2 separate regions of the Homo sapiens genome follow, and region 2 is linked to region 1. The links are chromatin loops, found by intact Hi-C in ENCODE. Cell type or tissue: heart right ventricle. All regions are shown on one strand.

Evidence for each region. Peaks named below come from ENCODE experiments on the same cell type or tissue, not always from the same donor. Only the 100,000 strongest peaks of a DNase experiment are listed, where the experiment ranks them.
Region 2: it touches region 1 in a loop (5-fold over the local background); 5 of 110 quality-filtered maps call a loop at or near these places.

What each region holds. Positions count from the first base shown.
Region 1 is chr18:52,336,205-52,344,204 of GRCh38, reverse strand. It overlaps DCC (DCC netrin 1 receptor), which reads right to left and starts at 4,008. Exons shown (of 29, transcript NM_005215.4): 1 at 3,327-4,008. The coding sequence starts at 3,417. In heart right ventricle, a CTCF peak has its summit at 4,220; no DNase peak of the experiment used is centred here; H3K4me3 peaks cover 707 bases; H3K27me3 peaks cover 6,609 bases.
Region 2 is chr18:52,401,720-52,409,719 of GRCh38, reverse strand. The region is part of intron 1 of DCC (DCC netrin 1 receptor); the gene reads right to left. Among named protein-coding and RNA genes, the nearest start is that of DCC, 66 kb to the right of the region's middle. In heart right ventricle, no CTCF peak of the experiment used is centred here; no DNase peak of the experiment used is centred here.

The DNA.
Region 1 (8,000 bases):
CAATGAAAACAATAAGGAAGTTTGCTAAGAGGTTAACTTGCCAGAGAATAAATTTAAGTCATACACACTGAGAAGTTATAAATCTCTCCCCAGAAAAAAATGCCTATCAGCATCTCAAGCCAGCCTGGCTTTTAAGAGCATTAAAGCAAAGGCACTAAGCCTAATATATTCACATATAACACATGTGGTGGCCGTTTCCCATGCTTTATAACTCAGAGGGCAGCTGCTGCTGTGTGGGAAATGGACACTGACAGGTACTGGTGATTTATACTGCGGCACTCACAGAGGAGTGGACTGCCAGCCTACCCCGAGCCCTCAGGCTCTGCCATACTCCCGCCACTCAAAAGCAAACCCACATGGGGGCATCTGATCTGCTTTGGTTGGGGGAATGAGAAGAGGTCGCCTAGGGAGGGCGACCAGCCTCATTTCAGCATATCCAGACTACATTAAACACTCACAGATTTTTTTCAATGCAATGGAACCCAAACATGTATGAAGAATTAATTAATATGTATGCCTCATTTTTCACTCATTAACATCCAACATCCAAAATTGTTATCTTATCTGAGATCCCCTGAGACTCTATAAGGTTCCTGTGCCTGTGGCTCATGTCAAATATATAAGAAGATGACATCTTACAGAAGCCAACTAAAAAGTCACCATCCTCCTCCCCCAACATCAAGTCCTCACTCTCTACTGACACTTTTCAGGGCTGTCCTTTGTTAAATCATCACAGTTTCATACAAATCTACAGCAGCTTCAGACTTTACCTAGAAAGTGGGAAAGGGCCCAGTGCTATTGTGCTAGTCTCCATAATCCTTTGTTACCAATCAACAAAGTCTTTAAAACACCCGGCTGAATGGGAATTTCTCTGCCAGTAAACTAGACACTTGGCCTTATTAAGGGCACCTCCTACTGGTCCTTTTATAGAGTGAACTATGCTTTCTCGTTGTAAGTTTCCTGCCATGTTCCTAAACAGGGGAAATTATTACTAAGAGAAAGAAGTGATACTCAGATTAATGAGCAAAGGCCAGAGTGTTGTGAATTGGCAATATCTTAAAAATGCACCATCCACTTTCCTGCGAGCTGCGCAAACTGCATCACGACTCACTTGCAAATAACAGATATAGATTTAGAAGTGCAGAAAAGTTTAAAGATTTAGATCCGTTAGCCTATCCACCAACATAACCCATGTGTATGTGTGTGTATGTATCCCTTCCTTACATCTGCTTTTTCAAGCATAGATCTGTCTGTTGAGGAGAAAATTAAAATGAAGCAGTAATACATGGCCCTGACTCTCTGGACAAGAAATGTAAATAAATGCAAAGAGAATATTTAATTAATTTAGACATTAATAAAACGCACATAAATTTATCTCTATTAATCTACCCCCACCCTATGCCAGACAAAAGTCACTTGAGTAATAGCTTTAAAATACTGTCGTGTAATTGACAAGACATCATTGTTCATTTTTGTACACCTTGCTTCATGCAGTGCATTCAGCTAGCACATTTCAGGTCAGCAGTGCTGCTGTTAGGCAGACTTTCTACCCAGTAAGGGATGCCCCCTGAACTTCCCCTTTCCCGTCCGCATAGGTCTCCCAAACTGCTATAGAAAGCCCAAGTCAATCTTCTGGGCAGAAGGAGGGTCCTCCTCCCCGCAGCCTCTAGCATTTGAGGGTCTCGAGGAGGCAATTTAAAACAGACACCTATTCATTACTGTGGAGATGCCCACCCCCCCACCCCCACCCACCTTTTGCGAGAGTAATTGTTGAGGACAAAGCTCCGGGAGAGAAGAGCCAGGGGAGGAGGGGACCGGCCCGGGAGGGACAGACGGAGGGAGGGAGCACCAGCGGCTAAGCGCGGGGATGCGGGTACGCGCTCATCACAGGACAGCGCGCGTGCACACACACACACACACACACGCACACACACACACCCCTCCTGCCTGCTCTCTCTGTCTCTGGCCAAAGGAAGATGAGGAGCTGAGCCCGAGTGCAAGCGCAGATTCCTGCCCGCGTGCGGCCGAGCGAGGCTTTGGGGAGCCTCGGGCTGCCTTGGCGCTTGACTGTCTGAATCCCTCGCGACAGTGAGAGGCGCATTTTCTGCTCGCGTTCGCAACCCTTGGCCATGCAGCACTTAGCAGAGAAGAGAAAGCCGGAGCTGCGGACTCCGGGGAGGCTGGGGGCTTGGCCGCGATTGATGTGCCATTCCCTGTTAATTTCCCAGGCACGAACTGGGGAGCTCCTACTCAACGCCCGGTCTCTGCCTGAGCCTGTTTTTCCTTTGGATTTGGAAAAAGGTCGTTTCCGAAGGGCTCTCTGAATGCTCATCCAGCCGCTCTCCTCTCCTTCTTTGCCAGGACCGCTCACTGTACCCCAGTGCCCATCTACACTTGCGGTGAGGTCCCGCAAAACAAGTGGACCTTATCATGAGTCATTTTGCTCTTTTCTATTCTTTTGGCCGTCGAAGCCGCCAGCTCCGTATTCGGAGATTACAGCAGTCCTGATCAGCCAGCCTCCAGGTCCCTCTTTCTCCTGCACTAGCCAGATCCAATCCCCAAACAGTTTTGCCATTTTTAATTAGAAACTGAGCTAGGCAAGTGCCAGGGTCAGGGCGCCGGTTCTCTGGAATATCAATCACTTGGAGTTTGGAGGTGTCCTGGAGCTATATGGAGACTCAGCTTGCGAACTACATTCACCGTTAAAAAATAAAACAATATTAAACACACCTCCCCTCCTCCTTGGCAACTCTGTGCCTCCTTCAGTACCAGGATCCCCTCCTTGGAAGTACCAAAACATATTAGCTGTCCCTTTCCCTATTCTCAATCACCAAGTCCAAAAATCCAAACCAAAAGGAGATGTATTCACACACCAACGACTCAGCCCCACCATCTACATTCTGCGCAGACTTCCTCAAAGCCCCTGGATGTCCTCCTCGCCTGCTCCTGTTGCCCCAATCCTCCCCACTTGGTAGGTTTCTGGGGCTTTAAGGACCCAGCCCAGTTCCTTTCAACGATATCCCCAGCACCTGCCCCAGCCCGCCGGCTCTCCAAACCAACCCAAGTATTTGCAGAAGCAAAAATGCGTGAAGCATCAGATTTTAAAACAGCGAAGGGGCGCCCCTTGTACCACCCCCCCACCATCATCCGCCCCCAGGGAAGAAAAAAACTCTTCTATCTTTTATCATCGGTGCGCAAATGGGGGCAGCGCAAGCGCCAAATCTCTTGCTATCCCCCACCCCAATTCTACTACTCGCCAAATGAAATGAGAAGGGAAGTGGGGTACGGAAGGGGGTGCGACGAGAAGAAAGGAAAGAGCCACTTACCGGTTACTTGAAGATGCGCGCTGAACAAGGAAGCTCCGAAGAGTACAAAAGCCAGCTTGGGTACCCAAACACATCTAAGACTATTCTCCATATTTCAGCCAACACCTTCGGGGCCAGGGGTCGCGGGCAGCGGCAGCACTCACACACATGCACTCACACACGCATGCACACATGCACACACACGCGCCGAGCCCCTTCGGCTTCCTCCTCCTCCTCGTCCTCTTCCTCCACCTCTTTCTCCACCTCCCCTGCGCCTCTGCTGCCTTCGAAGCCTTTTTCCTTGTCCACTGACAGAATCAGCAGCAAAAGCAGGCAGCAAAAAGTTCCATTCGGTCCAAGAGATCCCGAGCCCCGGTAAAACCTTAGAAAACTAACTCAAGGAAACGGAGGGAGCCAGAGGAGGGAAGACAGCTCTCTGAGGGGCTCGCAAGTCATCAATAAACCACATCCAGGAGGGACCAAGAGGAGATGGAAGGCAATCCTGTGGCCGGGCTGTGCATTAAAAGGTTGAGGCTGGTTCCTTGTCGTCGGTTGGGTAAAGTTGAAGAGACAATTCCGCGCGAGAGCTGGAGATGCTGTTGGTTTTTCTTCCGAGAGCCGAGGGGACCCAGGGAGGAGAGGCGGGGGGGACTGCGGGGTGGAGCGCTCTCACTTGTTACTGGGGTGTCCGCCAGCGGTGTGCGAGCTGGGAGTTGGAACCGTACTACACATTGATCCGGAGAAGTGGAGGGCTGGAAGGGAAAATGTGGAGACCGGAGGGAAACGAACTGGATCAGGCAAAGATTCCACGGGAAGGGGGTGGGGGCAGACAGACTATGGCTTAGGGAAAAAAGAGCGGACCGAGGAGGCTTCCAGGAGCTGCATTTGCCTGGTCTGCGTATCAATGCGCAGGGATGCCCTCTGTGGGCAAAGCGTGGGAAGTCACTTTTGTCAATGGAGCCTGCGAACATCCTGAGCGTCTGGAGGTTTTGCAGCGACCGTGTTTGACACTCAGCCTTCAGGAAATTATTGGTATTTGACTGTAAAACCTAGGCGGGCGTTTAAGGCGGAGGAGGTGGCCAGGATGTTTACTTCCTTCTCTGCCCTTGGCATTATTTAAAATACAATTTTTCATTTGGAAAGAATCACCTGATCCAACTCCCTTCTAGGACGGGAGGGAAATCGAGATCCTGAAACACACAGCGGACAGGACAAAGGCCAGAGTTATTTCCTGACATAATAGCTAAGGGGCCTCCTTTTGTAGGACGTCTCATGTCGTCTGTGTTCTCTCTTCTCTCGCAATTGTTTTCTTTAACATATTTAAAAGCACTTATCATGTTCCAGGTGTTCTGTTGGCTCCCAGGAAATAGTTGGGACATCCAGTGAGACTCAGTCTCTATCCTCAAGGGGTTTGTGATCCGTCAGGAGAGAAGCTAAATGGATAATTATAAAGTATCGTGATAAATATGATGGTTCACGTAATGGAGGGGGTGCTCTGGGAAAACAAGAGAGACATTTCTCCAGTCCCTGGCAGATAAAGTGAAGCAACCATACACACGCGTGTGTGTGCACACACACACAAGCACACACACAGCAGGAAACTTAGGAAGGGTGAACAGTAAAGCCCTTTCAGGAAACTGTTTTAAGCTGAGTTCCTTTGCATAACTTGTCTCTGCTGCGGGAACTCAAGCTCCTTTGAGAAGAGAGAGGTTGTATGCCATCCATTTTTGCACTCCTCACAGATGCTAGCATAGAACTTGGAATTCTGCACATGCCAATACGTTTCTGCAGAATAAGTGAACTTACAAACCAATTAATTTGGCCGGGAAGGATAATGAATAGAAATGTCATTCTGGTAAAATTCTGTCGTTTAAGGAGATGTTCAGCTGTGGATTCAGACCATTCCTTACTAGATTCTTCCCCACCTGTTCTTGTCACCCTCCCATGCTCACCAGGCTGTGAGCAGAGAGAATGTGAACATCTATTTAAGAAGAAAGGCGTGAGGGAAAGCATGAAAAATCCAGGATAAAATCATCATCAGGGAAACTCCTATGATGCTGGAACTGGACAACAGTGTTTTAGATCCCTAGTCATGCCCATTCCTTCCTGTCCTGGAAAAGTTAAAATATGAAGTGCCTGTGTTCACTAAAGCAAAACCTTCTGAAATAGCTTACATGGATGGATTCTTTAGAATTGGATGAAACTCTTTGGTTACCCCCAAATTTCTTGAAACACTCAAAACTTCCATTAGCTGAGGTGAAGCCTCTAGTGGTTCAGGACTGGGTTCTACAGCAAGGGTTCTTAACTCAGTCCATGAATCTTCCCAGGAAGTCTCCACCAACAAAATTCAGGAAGTTTGTGAATATCCTGAAATTTTATGAAAAGTGATTGGCTTGTGTGAACATGCTGTTTAACTGGGAAGGGAATCTTTAGCTTTCAGTAAATGTATAAGGTGAGTTCAAGCCTGCCTCCCTGCCAAAATGATGTAAAGAACCATTGCATAAGATAGTAGGTATGAGGGAAGAGTTGCAACTTCTTCTCAAGACTAATGAAGTCCTGTATTTCCCATATCAGTAATAGGATGTCTTCAACAAGTGGGAGGGAGGGTAGGAAACCAAAAATGGTCCATGTTGCTCAGATCTGGATTTTTCTTCAAATTTATTTTAAGTTCATGGTACATGTGCAGGATATGCAGGTTTGTTACAGAGCTAAATGTGTGCCATGGTGGTTTGCTGCACAGATCATCCCATCGCCTAGGTATGAAGCTCAGCATCCATTAGCTATTCTTCCTAATGCTTTCCCTCCCCTCAGCCCCTCCCTCTGAGAGATCCCAGTGTGTTTTGTTCCCTCGCCATGTGTCCATGTGTTCTCATCATTTTGCTCCCACTTATAAGTGAGAACATTGTGGAAGACATTGTGGTTATTCCTCAAAGACTTAGAGGCAGAAATACCATTTGACCCAGCAATCTTGTTACTGGATATACACCCAAAAGAATGTAAATCATTCTATTATAAAGGTACATGCACACATATGTTCATTGCAGCACTATTCATAATAGCAAAGACATGGAATCATCCTAAATGCTCATCAATAATAGACCGGATAAAGAAAATGTGGTGTATATACACCACGGAATACTATGCAGCCATAAAAAGGAATGAAATCATGTCCTTCACAGGGATACAGATGAAGATGGAAAGCATTATCCTCAGCAAATTAATACAGAAACAGAAAACCAAATACCACTCAGATCTCCTTCAGCCTCACATAGCTGTTCTAGTGATCAAGTTACTCTTCACTATGGCCCTTGACCCCTGTACTGAGTAATCCAAGCCATCAGTCCACTGACTAATGGGCTTCTACAAAAGACCATTGACTTCTCTTCCTCTTAGATACTCATTTGGTTCCACAGCTAGCTTCTGAAAGTTGCTTGTATTCTCTTCCCCAATACTCTTTCCTTCATCTTAGATGACTCAGCTTGATTTTAGAGTATTCTCTTAGAAACAACTTTGCTATTTTCTGACTCACAGTTCAGTGATTTATACTTGAGAGACACTGCGTCTCCTCATCTCTCCTCTCAGAGGTATCAGGCCCACTTGCCACATAGCCTCTTACTAGGAAAACAAAAACAAAAAAAGAATATCAAAAGATCAGGCAGAAACAGGAGAGAAATGCGGGCCACAGCAAATAGTTTAGCATAGCTGATACTCTTCACATAGTATTTAAGACGTTTTGAAAGACCCCTTCTGAGGTTTAATCTGGTGATAGAATATACAGATGTCCAGACACACTTTTGAGTTCAGAAGGTGCATTAATCTGCACTTTCAGTTTTTTCAAATCACATATACTCTTAGTTATGTGTGTATTAGGGGTGGGGGTGTATGAGGAGCATTGATTTTCTGAGATTAGGCCAAGAAAATAAGACAAATTAAAAGTGTACAATTCCTTTCAGAACATCCATTTTGGAACTGCATTCTTGTCTTATTTTTATTCTGAAAATTAATTATCTGAATCTATTTTTGTTCTCCCAATATCATAATCTGACTTTCAATACTTTCTAAAACATATTTGAGAAATATATTTGCAAAACCAATAACACCTAGTCAAAAGGTATTATAAAGCTATGAATTTTATTACGTTGCAGATCAAATCACATGAATGTGACAATATAATAGTTCACCATTTAGTCATTTAAGAAAGCCAATTATTATATTAGACTTAGGCTATGTGCTATCTATATAGAATATACAAATATAAATATGATGTGGTCATTTGACATGGGCTAATTTACAATCATGGGGTGAAGTGGTATATTTTAGGTGATATTTGTGGGCTTTTGTTTTTGTTTTTTGTTTGCTTGCTTGTCTTCCTCCTAATCTCTTCTAACTTATTCTAATAACAGGTCTTACAGTTTGCTCTGAGGGTACTACTGCTCCACATTTCTCAACTACAAAATTGAGGTAATGGATCCTGAATCACTTTAGTCACGCAGAGTAGCCTGTCTTTCTGATCACGATGAGAAATTCAAAACTGAGCCCTCAGCCAATCAGAGTGAAGAAGACATTTTCTGGGGCTTGTTTGAAGGAGAAGCTTTGCGTCCCTCATGGAGGCACTGCTGGGAGTAATCCTTTTCCCCTCAGACTGTGGAAGAGTATGAGTTTCAATGAAGGGACTAATTTAAAAGAAATCTTGGT
Region 2 (8,000 bases), 66 kb before region 1:
ATATCACCCCTGTGAAGAAGGCTCTCTATCCAGAAACTGTTAGTCAAAAAACTGATAAATAGCTCATGAATTAGATTTTTCTTTGTTCCCACATGTCACTGTTCAATCTCTAATGGATTTGTAAAGGTCACCCAGCAAGCAAGTGGCATGTAAGTTGGGACATGGACCCAGGCCGCTGGCTCTAAATCCAGTGTGCTTTCAAGCATGGCAGGTAGCCTTTCGAAGGGGAATAATAAATGTGAAAGTATTAGATTAAACTACATAAAATTCCAGTTTTATAAGCTAAGAAAAAACAGTTGAATATCAGCAATTTCATATGGTTCAATATGACACTCTACCAATGTATAAGAGTTTAGATACACACAAGTTATTATGATGAATTGTGGCTGATGAGCATTGTCTGCAGTCTACTCTGAATCACAACAGAATCAGTTGCCTTTGGATAGCATCCTTACCTACAACCACATACACCATATTGTTACTTGCCAATATGTTTGCTCTTACGTAGTGATATCCTGTGCCTGAGGCAGGTGCAATGTAAATGGAATACATGATACATCCCAACAGTCCAGGAAATGTACGAACTGCTGTTGTAAGTCAGCTGCTTTTTTTCCTTGGCATCCTTTCCTGAAATAATGAATCAAAACATTTCTCTCTGTAACAAGAAGTGCTTTGTGCTGATGAGAACTCAGGATTGTCTGTAGGGGTATATCCCAAGACATTCATTTGACCTTAATGAACAAAAGTGAGCTGCTTTTGGATCTACCTCATAAGGATGACATGAGCCTTGTAGTTCAACCTAATAAAAACAAATAGCACTCCCCAAACTCCCACAAATCATTTTGTCTGCCCTTTAAAGAGAACTCAGAAGTTTCCAGTGAAAAGATTCCTTACAGATAGTTTACAAATCTATCACAAAATGCACAACAATTTGAGAAATGAAAGAAAATCTAATAGTTAATACAATGATGAGTTAAGCTGAAAATGCTTAGGGTATGAAATTATATTTTTTCCAGTACCATATGCTTAATAAATCCAGAGTTTTCTGGAGCTATAGATGCTTGATGCTTCAGAGGAATATAAAATAACAAACTATACATCCAAACTGCATTAATGTGCAGTCAACTTTTGCATATGAACTAAATATCTAAAAACCTGGGGTGTAATTACTTATAAATTAATTTGTAGGCCTGAGTTGTTTTATGGTCCACATCAGGAATTGTCTTTGCCAACAGGGGCTGATAAAAACTTATCTCATATTTCTAAAATGAAATTCAAAATGTATAATTTCAGTTCATAATTCTTCATGCATCCTGAATTCAGCATTTGTCATTGTAGATATTCTTTAAGAAAATTTAATAAAAATTTTTAAAAAGACTTTCCTCCATGAAAAAAGCTTAAAAAAATTAAAATGTCTTCTAACTACATTTTATATAAAAAACTGGTGTTGAATCTAATCTCATTTCAGTTCTTAAAAAAATCTGGATTTTGACAGCTAGACCTTCTAAACTAGTCTCATACTAGTATATTATTTTAGAATATCATATATGGCATTTGGATATGTGATTGATAGTAAGTCCCAAGAAGTTTTTGGACTTTTCATAGGCTTATTGGATGAATAATATATTTCTGTAAGACAGAAGACTTATTGTCATTTATTTTCTCATAAAAACAGCAGATTTATAAGTAGATACAAAGTTTGCCTGAGTCAGTTATACTTAAGTCTTAACCACATTAACCAATTAAACTAAGAGAATGAAAATCAACAGGCTAGTATTGGATGGAGTAAGGCAAGAGGCAAAATAACTAAAGGAATTTTTTGATTATCTCATTGCTTTCCATATATGGCCTCCACAGAAATGTAGGCCATGGGTATTTTGGTACAAAATATTTGGAGAGGGAAGCTGTACACAGAAAAAACTGCTAGCTTAGAAATAGAGAATGTACTTTTCTATAAATGTATTATGATTTTAGAGAACACTTTGAAATCTCTGCTTTCCAACCTAACCATTCATTCATTCATTTCTTCAACAAGCTTCATATTGAAGATGCATTGTGTAGATAGATGGAAGAAGATGCAAGAACACCAGAAGAAAAGGAGTTTCTATCCCAAAGAGTTGGCTTTTTTTTCAATCTAATTGAAATAGAACATAAAAAGTTGAAACAATTAAAGAATAATTTTAAGAGGCCCTTATATAAGGGCGTGAATGTTTGGAGATATTCAGATAATCAATATCAAGGAAGTAATTGGAGTATGACCAGGTTATTAATTTATTTTGAGTTGGGTCTTGAAGACCAAGACCTCTTTTGGACCTGGACAACCGAAAATATATCAAATGCACATTCATCTCTTATTAGGTTTATATTACTCAACATATCTTTCATCTTTTGTTTTACTGTTTCTAGTAAAACTATCTCATATTTACCTCAGGAGTGCTCTTCACCTTCAACGCTAAGGTACAAAGTTTCTCTTGACATTTGCCCATAAGCATCACTGACTGTAGGATAGACTCAGGACTGGCTGACCCCACTTCCTGGGAATTTACATGACAGCAATCATGGAGCAAAAATAAGTGGTTGTTAATAATCAACACCTAGCTGCAGGAGTGACAATTGTGCCACCAAATGTTTCCACAGGAAAAGATTATGGAGAGTGCTATTTAGAAAAGACTACAGTAATCAAACTCACCAATCTAGTAGGAGAAGTCAGAGACAAAACAACATGGTGATTTTTAAGCACCGGTGTGAATCTCAACAAAAATATTCATTTGAAAATACAAAACAAACCTGGCAGAGAATGCAACCACACAGATACATACAGACTCACACATGGGTTTATTAAAAGGAAAACAAATAATCATTAGTTCAGACTGTCTTATATCATACTGAATCTACCTACATAGATTGCTACACTGGGTAACTATCATTAACAGTCTCTGGAGCTTTGAGGAATCAACCTCTAGGGTACCTCCCAAACTGTAAAACATTTGTTTTGTTTTAATTTTACAAGATTCCATATAAAATTTACAAACATACAAGTTGTAACAGAGAGACAGTAAGAAGTAAAAGGATTAGCTAGCCCTTTATCATCTTTGAACATTTATTTTAATCAGAAGGGCACAGAGATTGCAGAGGATCATTCCTGGACTATGTAAGAATCTGGAGCCCATTATCCAGAGTCCGAATTAAGCAATAATGCTGTCATAGGCTTAGTAGGCCTACTCTGAAAACTCCATTCTTTTTCTTGTAAATTTGTTTGAGTTCATTGTAGATTCTGGATATTAGCCCTTTGTCAGATGAGTAGGTTGCGAAAATTTTCTCCCATTTTGTAGGTTGCCTGTTCACTCTGATGGTAGTTTCTTTTGCCGTGCAGAAGCTCTTTAGTTTAATTAGATCCCATTTGTCAATTTTGGCTTTTGTTGCCATTGCTTTTGGTGTTTTAGACATGAAGTCCTTGACCATGCCTATGTCCTGAATGGTAATGCCTAGGTTTTCTTCTCTGGTTTTTATGGTTTTAGGTCTAACATTTAAGTCTTCAATCCAACTTGAATTGATTTTTGTATAAGGTGTAAGGAAGGGATCCAGTTTCAGCTTTCTACATATGGCTAGCCAGTTTTCCCAGCACCATTTATTAAATAGGGAATCCTTTCCCCATTGCTTGTTTTTCTCAGGTTTGTCAAAGATCAGATAGTTGTAGATATGCGGCGTTATTTCTGAGGGCTCTGTTCTGTTCCATTGATCTATATCTCTGTTTTGGTACCAGTACTATGCTGTTTTGGTTACTGTAGCCTTGTAGTATAGTTTGAAGTCAGGTAGTGTGATGCCTCCAGCTTTGTTCTTTTGGCTTAGGATTGACTTCGCGATGCAGGCTCTTTTTTGGTTCCATATGAACTTTAAAGTAGTTTTTTCCAATTCTGTGAAGAAAGGCATTGGTAGCTTGATGGGGATGGCATTGAATCTGTAAATTACCTTGGGCAGTATGGCCATTTTCACGATATTGATTCTTCCTACCCATAAGCATGGAATGTTCTTCCATTTGTTTGTATCCTCTTTTATTTCCTTGAGCAGTGGTTTGTAGTTCTCCTTGAAGAGGTCCTTCACATCCCTTGTAAGTTGGATTCCTAGGTATTTTATTCTCTTTGAAGCAATTGTGAATGGGAGTTCACTCACGATTCGGCTCTCTGTTTGTCTGTTGTTGGTGTATACAAACAACCCCATCAAAAAGTGGGCGAAGGACATGAACAGACACTTCTCAAAAGAAGACATTTATGCAGCCAAAAAACACATGAAAAAACGCTCATCATCACTGGCCATCAGAGAAATGCAAATCAAAACCACAATGAGATACCATCTCACACCAGTTAGAATGGCAATCATTAAAAAGTCAGGAAACAACAGGTGCTGGAGAGGATGTGGAGAAATAGGAACACTTTTACACTGTTGGTGGGACTGTAAACTAGTTTAACCATTGTGGAAGACAGTGTGGCGATTCCTCAGGGATCTAGAACTAGAAATACCATTTGACCCAGCCATCCCATTACTGGGTATATACCCAAAGGACTATAAATCATGCTGCTATAAAGACACATGCACACATATGTTTATTGTGGCATTATTCACAATAGCAAAGACTTGGAACCAACCGAAATGTCCAACAATGATAGACTGGATTAAGAAAATGTGGCACATATACACCATGGAATACTATGCAGCCATAAAAAATGATGAGCTCATGTCCTTTGTAGGGACATGGATGAAATTGGAAATCATCATTCTCAGTAAACTGTCACAAGAACAAAAAACCAAACACCGCATATTCTCACTCATAGGTGGGAATTGAACAATGAGATCACATGGACACAGGAAGGGGAATATCACACTCTGGGGACTGTTGTCGGGTGGGGGGAGGGGGGAGGGATAGCATTGGGAGATATACCTAATGCTAGATGACGAGTTAGTGGGTGCAGCGCACCAGCATCGCACATGTATACATATGTAACTAACCTGCACAATGTGCACATGTACCCTAAAACTTAAAGTATAATTTAAAAAAAAAAAAGAAAACAAAAAAGAAAACTCCATTCTTAACTTCGGGCTGCAAAGTAGAAATCTGCCCATTTTTACCAATATAGGGATAAGGGCTAGTCACTCTTTTCTTCGTATTTCTGCATACAGGTTTACTGTGTGTGTCCTTGGAAAGATTTCTTTCTTTACCAACTTCAGTTATGCAATATAAACTCAACATGTTTAACGTTACAGAAGTGTTCACTATGCAGCAGGAGGAAGGCACACAGTCAGCGTACATCATTTTACTCTTATGTTATCTTTCAAGTTGAGTGTCAGATGCTCGCCATCTAAGAAGAATGACTGTTCTCCATGGTACTAACCCATTCTCTTCAGTAAAAGCATAGTCAGCCTGACCTATGGAAGGAAGAGTTGCTCAATGATGTCTGTACATTTTCAATTCATTAAAGCTCTACATTATGAACATAATCATTTCCCTCCTTAATACATGATAAATGATGTCTCTAGAGTTCAGGGAAATATTAATAATGAGCTGACACCATATTTTTTTGCCTGATAAGTCCATGTATCATTGTACCGCTGTCTTTAGGAATCCCACCTCCTACCCCTCAAAGTCAGGCAGAACCTTCTGTCTAGCCAAAGACATGCCCTGTTGGAATATACTTTTGTTTTTCCAGAAAATGACCATTCTGAATCTAAGAAATACAGTGTAAATCACCAGGAGGGTTAATGCTTACTAATTGCCCATGACTAAAGCTCTACATAATGTCTAGTGACACAGAGAATTCCAAATCATTATTTGTTCATCTCTCAGTGAACAATACACTCATCAAACATACATTAAAGAAGGCCTGCTTTTAAGAGCACTAGGGCTGGCATCAAGTGCTGCTGAGGAGGCTCTTCTCAAGTGTGAAATATGCTATTGAATTAGCAGCAAATGCATTATTTAGGGAAGGGTTATGCTTTGAACACACACACACATACACACACAAAGGCACTAAGGCATTGCCTCCTCCTTCCCTCCTTAGTTGCTCTTTCCTGAATAATTTTCATTTTCATTTCCTCTGCATTAGTTTTTCATAGAATCTAGTGAACAATATAAAGAATGTGGTGGGGAAAATGAGATGATTCATGGACAAGAAGCAGCACTTTTTATTCCCATGTTTACTGACCAATGGCTCTTTAGGAGAGATGATAGTAAACACTCTAGCCATGAATCAAAACACAATTGGGCTGTTAATCAGGGTGTTAAGTATGAGTCTGGACCCTCAAGAAGCCCCAGAGTAAGCTCTTTCTGAATGACAGGGGCAGTGAAAGACTTGAAACCACCAAAATAAGAAGTGGAGAGCATCAAGGGCTGTTCAGCTTTCCCTTATCTCTGCTTCCCTTATAGGGAGACCAGAAGACAACAACAAAGACAAATCTGAGATATGTCACCAGGATCTGGCCTACCTTGTAGATACCACATATCATTCTTTTGAATGCTTACTTGTAGAGATGTTTCTTAAAAATTACTAGAAAACATACGGTAAACTTTACTATAGGCAAAGCTTTTGCCTGAAACTCTCAAAAAAACAAATAGTCAAATGCTTTTTGTCCACCATCAAAACTTTCACCGTTGCACCTGTTTTCTTAGCCAAATCCTTCTGTTAATGATTTGGTATTAGTCATTCCCACTGCACAGAAAACACATGCATCTTCAGCTTAGCCTATACAGTGACTAAACTTCTGTATTTGCTCCAGGCACACTTGAACACTGACTGTACTGTTTTAATAATAATCCTGTAGGATGACAATTAATTAGTGCCTCGTTCAACTATATTGAAGACAAAAGGCACTATGTGAGCATTCAGGATTAACATTCATTAGTATTCCTCCTCCAACCAGCAACCCAAATATTCCCTACTTTCCCTATTATCACTAATTCTTGCTCACAAATTCTACAAACATTAACTAATTAATGATGACACTAGCCCATAAGGACAGTATATAAAGGAGGGTTAAAGAAAGGAGATAAGGAAAATAGTCTCATTAGTTACACATTTCAAAATTTAAAATGCGACATCTAAAAAACCAACTTATTTTGTAAATGACAGACAGAAAGAAGAAAAAAGAAAACTTTAAGTGGGGAGATTTGGAAGTGAAGCCAACCTTTAGAAGAGCAGTTGAAATAATAATTCCTTGAAACTTTCAAGTCACAGCTTGATGGGTACTTTCCTGGGGCACTTAAAGGATGGAGAAAATAGAAAGGAAGATGAAGAGAACAAACACAATGAGTAAAATGAACTGTTATAGTGGACTTCAGGGAGTTGAAAACATGCGATAGAGGCCCATGTCTACACATTACTTACTCAAATGCATTCTTGTTTATAGAGTAAAATATTCTGATCACCCAAAATGAACCAGGCCAGATGCAGTTTTAAATCCATTTAAATCGATCAGAGAGTGAGTTATCACACTATACTACCACCAAAGTAAATGTTTAACTCTTTCATATATACCATTAATATCGGGTAGTTACTTTCACTTACTATGAAAGAACAAAACTTCAAAACTAAAAGGATTTCTAAAGTATAACCCAATCAGTTAGATATGTCCATGGGCACTGAATTGTACATGCAACCCTTGACAAGTAATACACTTGCTTACTAGAAGACAGCTGCAACGATTTGAAGACAGTCAACCATCTTATGTGAAATTTTACATCCTATAATATCGTTATAAATTGAAATTTTCTTCCAGAAAAGGCAGTTCGTTGTATTAATGTAACAAAGTTGATCAGGAAAAATAATTGAAAACACAATTTTACATTTTTGTAGAGAATTAAATAGGCCAAAAATTTATGACAGAACAGCTATGTCAGAAATATTACTTTAGGAAAACTCTTTATCATTTTGTTAAGCCTTCCTAAAATTGAGCATAATGAACTTCTAACAGAAAAAAAGCTTGTTCTTTTCCTAGTAAATCTCACTTTT